2 separate regions of the Homo sapiens genome follow, and region 2 is linked to region 1. A link is a loop called in an ENCODE intact Hi-C map of the cell type or tissue named here. Cell type or tissue: HCT116. All regions are shown on one strand.

The links. A loop is a pair of places that touch in the nucleus more often than their neighbours do. Peaks named below come from ENCODE experiments on the same cell type or tissue, not always from the same donor. Only the 100,000 strongest peaks of a DNase experiment are listed, where the experiment ranks them.
Region 2: a loop joins it to region 1, with 4 times the contacts of the local background. A loop is called at or near these places in 10 of 110 quality-filtered maps.

What each region holds. Positions count from the first base shown.
Region 1 is chr12:65,822,025-65,824,524 of GRCh38, forward strand. HMGA2 (high mobility group AT-hook 2) reads left to right here and starts at 2,459. Exons shown (of 5, transcript NM_003483.6): 1 at 2,459-2,500. It also overlaps the pseudogene RPSAP52. In HCT116, no CTCF peak of the experiment used is centred here; DNase peaks (open chromatin) are centred at 1,067, 1,607 and 2,237; H3K4me3 peaks cover 2,119 bases; H3K27ac peaks cover 2,500 bases.
Region 2 is chr12:65,555,629-65,558,128 of GRCh38, forward strand. All of the region lies in intron 2 of MSRB3-AS1 (MSRB3 antisense RNA 1), which reads right to left. LOC105369187 (a long non-coding RNA gene) reads right to left here and starts at 1,683. Exons shown (of 3, transcript NR_135033.1): 1 at 1,453-1,683; 2 at 1,130-1,369. It overlaps LOC105369808 (a long non-coding RNA gene), which reads left to right and starts at 1,284. Exons shown (of 4, transcript XR_945035.3): 1 at 1,284-1,502. RefSeq lists an enhancer at 638-1,837. In HCT116, a CTCF peak has its summit at 1,278 (motif pointing right); a DNase peak (open chromatin) is centred at 1,263; H3K27ac peaks cover 2,500 bases.

The DNA of each region.
Region 1 (2,500 bases):
ACAATTGAATATGGACAGAAACTACCTGGAAAGTTTTCAAATTGGAAAGAAGAATTGAGCCTTGAATACATGGGTAAAATATGGTGTGATAAAGAAGAGGCAGTGAATGGTTGAGAAACATAAACTGGGGGAAAAACCCTCAGATGTAAATGTAAAAAAAAAATTCCTTTCCTTAAAAATAAAATCTAACCATTTAACATTATTTTAAAAATATATGAGAATCCTTTTTGAATAGTAAAAGTCTCAATAATTTCAAAGATTACAACAAATTTTAATGTTTCACCTACAGAAAGTATACAGAATTCTGAAAAATTAAATACAGCTTCCAAAGAATGAAAATATATAAAATTGATTTAAGTAGAACTTGATACAATATTTGTTTTATACCCTTGTTATAAATTCAAAAGGGGTCAAATAGTCTAATAGCAAAATGATAGCAGCCTGAAAACAAGTGGCTGTATATTCCCCCACCCCCAATTTTTCTGTGCTTCTCTTATATTCAAAGATTAACGCAAAAACAAAATTTTGGAATCTGCTCTTTGCTGACCTCTGTACACGTTACCAAAAAAAAAAAAATCCTAGGATATAATGAGGTATACAGCACAAAACTGGCTGGCTGAACTCCTCAGTGACTCCCCTGCATTCACCTTCAGAATTTCTCTCTACTCCTGGCAAAAAGTGAGCAAACAACACAAACCCAAAAACCTATTTTGTACGTGTATGTGAAATGTGCACACCACAGTGCAAATATGTGATAGTTTTTAAATGTGCACGATTGGCAGTTAGGAAATGTCACTGTAATCGTTAGGTGAAACTTCAATCCCTTTGATGAAGATACCATCTTTGAGCCAAGCCCTGACAGAAAACCTTTGGTTCCTGTTAGACCCCTCCCTCCCCAGTCAGCTGCTGGGCTCCATCCGGAGGGATGGAGGCTCTCTCTCTCCATTACAGCTAAGCGTTCCCAGACCCAGCAGAAACCCTGGGTTCCTGCAGAGCACTCAACGTGCAGCAAAGTGTCCCAGCTCTGCAAAGGGCAGCTGGAAATGGATTTAAAATGGCAACGCGGACCAATCAGCGCTGCCGCGCCAAAGCAGACATTTACACGCGCCTCCTCCACATGCACAGCGGAACCTGGCGGTGCCTAACTCCTGCTTAGGGCTGCAAAGTAGGCGTTTTTATTCCACGGTGGTCTGTATCTTTGAAAAAAATAAATTCTTCCCCAGGTGAAAGTTTTTATTTTGGAATTAGTCCAAAATAATTTTGGGTGTGATGTGTGAAAATCTGAACCTAATTTTTTCAGAGTTTTGTGTTATTCAAGGATGAAAAGAGGTACATTTAAAAATGTACTCCACCTTTTAAAAACGGACTGTGGCCATTATGGTGTTCACATAACTCAGAACAGCCCAGGCCATAAAATTAGGACTTGGCAGAAAGAGAGTTCTCAGGCAGAAGGTTAAATCGAGGTAAACTGAAGGGAGAGTTGGGCAGTGAGTGCAATTGTGGTGTTAGGAATCTACAAGGTGCCCTTTACCCTGGGAACATCGGATTCCCGGGGAGGGGGATGGGGAGGGAACTTCGGTTGCCTCTAGTCTTTCCTGGAGAAAAAAGTTCAATGAAGAAGCTGGGGCGCTCTGTGTGTGCACATTGTTTGCATGTGTCTGCGAATGTGCATGTCTATCTGCGTGCCTGTGTGTATGTGTGTGTGTGTAAATGCGGGTGTTTACCAGCGCATGAATGCCCCCGTGTCCACGTGTATCTGCGTGCATGTGCTTACACGCGTGTTCGTGTGTATCTGCATGCATGTCTCCGTGTATGTGCGCGCTCGCCCGCCCGCAGGCTCTGTGGTGAGGGCATTCCGAGGCGGAGTACGGCTGTCAGGGGACCTCTCCCACTCCACTGCAGTCCCTTCCCACTCACAGTGAACCGGTGCGCTGCCTGAGGTGCAGCCTAGACGCTTCCTGCAAAGTGTTGGCTCGGCACGGTAGAGGCGCAGGTAAAGGCCAAGCCCCGAAACGTGGCTCCGGGACAGTCACGTTCCCGCGCCTTCCCAGGACAACTGCCCAGGGGTGACCTCGAGAGGCGGGTGGAGCTAGGCCCACGGCGAGCCAGCCCGGGATCCCCGGCCTGTCCCTTTAACCCCGCCGCCGGGCGGGAGCACGTGAGCGGGGCTCCGGGTGGCACCCGGGCGCCGCCGCCGCCGAGGCAGTTGTATTTCGAACGCTGCCTCTGGCTAGCAGCCAGGCGCCTTGGCTCGGCGGTCCGCCTGGCCTCCCTCCTCCTCATACTTTTCTTCCTGCGCAACCCCCTCCCCTTTATCCGCCCACGATTAGAGGTGGGCACTCCCCCCACCACCACCCCCTCCCCAAGCGCAAGCGCGTGCACGCACACACACCACACACACTCACACTCACACACACTCACACACACTCATCCCACTTGAATCTTGGGGCAGGAACTCAGAAAACTTCCAGCCCGGGCAGCGCGCGCTTGGTGCAAGACT
Region 2 (2,500 bases), 270 kb before region 1:
GAGATGAACCTGGTACCTCAGATGGAAATGCAGAAATCACCCATCTTCTGCATCGCTCACGCTGGGAGCTGTAGGCTGGAGCTGTTCCTATTTGGCCATCTTGGCTCCTCCCACACAATGTTTTTTAAACAGTTTTTTTTTTAAAGAAAGTACATGTAGGCATGAGAAGACAGCATCTTAGGACAGTAAAGTAAAACAGGGTTAAGAGATTGGCTAGATACCAGGAAAAAGAAGTTCTAACAGAGACAGCAAGGGATAGGAAAGAAAACAAGGAAGGGAGAAAGGAAAACAGTGAGAAAGGAGGGAGCAAATTATGGGCAGACCAGAATTCAGCACAGGAAGGGCCAGGTATGCAAGTTTGAAAAATGCACCATGGGACTTGACTGTGTAGTGAAGACTGAGACCCGCTACTCTAGGACGTTGAGGAGGAAGCTTCATAGAATGCTCTGCTGCTTCCTGTCCTGTTACCCAATCAGGAAAGGGGAGGGGATCAGGGGTGGTGAGAAGGGAATAAGGGCAGGAATTATGAGAAAACTGAAACATGGAAAGGTAAATCAACTTGTGAAGAAAGGTCTCTTGGCTCGTTGCTGGCAACACTGGATCTAGAACTCCGCTTTCAGGGTGTCCGAATTCGTTCTCAATACTTCTCCACCCCTGTCTGCCAGTTTCTCTCTGTACTTGGAGACCTAAATACAAAAACTGGCTCCAGAATTTGAAATCTATGCCTTAGCTTTTTTAGGGTGACCATAAGTTGAGGGAGGAACAAGGATGCTGGTCAAAGTTCCCATCAGTGACCTGCGGAAAATTGGAAAATATCAGGTACCACCACTTCCTCCCTTCCCACAAGTCTTCTAGACCTCTCTCTCTTTGCAAAGAGTCGTCAGAGAAGGTTCCAAGCCAACTGCTTAATGAATTAATAGCCCTTATTCCACTGTACAAAATGTAAGAGAAAGAATCCATTAGTAATTAGTCTAGTTCATGTTTCTAGAAGCGCTATTTTCTTCCCATGACAAAACTTCAAAACACCAGAGAAAATAAGTAGGAAGGTCTCTGTGGTTATGCACTTTAAGTGAATGATGACAATTTTGAGATACGTGCCAAAATAGGAGAGTCTTCATTTTCCTCATACCTGTTAAGGTAGTGGTCTGGACTTGTTCACGCCTACACCTGAAGCAGAGGGACGGCCTGTCGGAGCTCAGTCAAGTAGGCGAGTGCTCTTTGTTCCCCCGTGGCCTCTGAAGTTACTCTAGAGCTATGCAGCTCAAGGCCAGCAGATGGCGCGTGGCGTCAGGCTGCGAGATAGCGCCGAGACAGCATGGACGCCGGGAGCCTGGGAAAGCCAACTGTACCACAGGAGTCTAAACTGTAGCTAGGAATAGAAGTACGCTCATTTTAGCTATTAGAAGGTTTGCCTGATACTCTGGCTCTTTATTTCGAGGATGTCTAGCTCACCTGTGATATAACTCAGACCCCATTTCACTCATTTCTTAAACTAGGAATGGGTAAGTCTCACCATTCTTCTCTGCTTGTTTAGGACACTCTTGAGAACCTCCTAAAATGCTGTGGAATGGAACAGCGGGACAGACCAGAAGTACATTCTGGGGAGAAGAGAATAAAAACACCATTCCTTGAGAGTGGAAGTGTCAGAGGCGTTCAAACCAGAGCGACTCCATCTTGAGTAGGGGCTCGGTAAAATGAGAATGAGACCTGCTGGGCAGCATTCCCAGGAGGTTAGACATTCTTAGCCACAGGATGAGATAGGAGGTCGGCAGGATTGATATCACAAGATACGGGTCATAAAGACCCTGGTGATAAAACAGGATGCCATAAAGAAGCCGGCCAAAACCAAGATGGTGATGAAAGTGACCTCTGGTCATCCTCACTGCTCATTGTACGTTAATTATAATGCATTAGCAGGCTAATAGACACTCTCAGCAGTGCCATGACAGTTTACAAATGCCATGGCAACACCCAAGTTACCTTATATGGTCTAAAAAGGGGAGGAACCCTCAGTTTTGGGAACCTCCCCTTTCCCAGAAAACTTATGAATAATCTACCCCTTGTTTAGCATATGATCAAGAAATAACCATAAAAATGTCCAACCAGCAGCCCTCAGGGCTCTCTGTCTATGGGGTAGCCATCCTTTTGTTTCTTTACTTCTCTGATAAACTTGCTTTCACTTTATGGACTCCTGAATTCTTTCTTGCACAAGATCCAAGAACCCTCTCTTGGGGTCTGGATCAGGATCCCTTTCCAGTAACAGAAGCAGATGATCATACAATCCACTTTATTGTCCTTCCCCAGCCCACAATCGAGTTTCCTGGAATCATAGTACAGTTTCCTAGAAGGCCTACTGCTGGCATATAGTTAGAGATAGCTGACAACATCTCTTAGGTTTTGAAAATAGATTACTTGTACACTTATCAAGCAGATTTTAACTTAATCTAATTGTTTTCAGTCCAGCACCTTGGCCTGGTGTCACTGAGCCTGGAACTTCTCT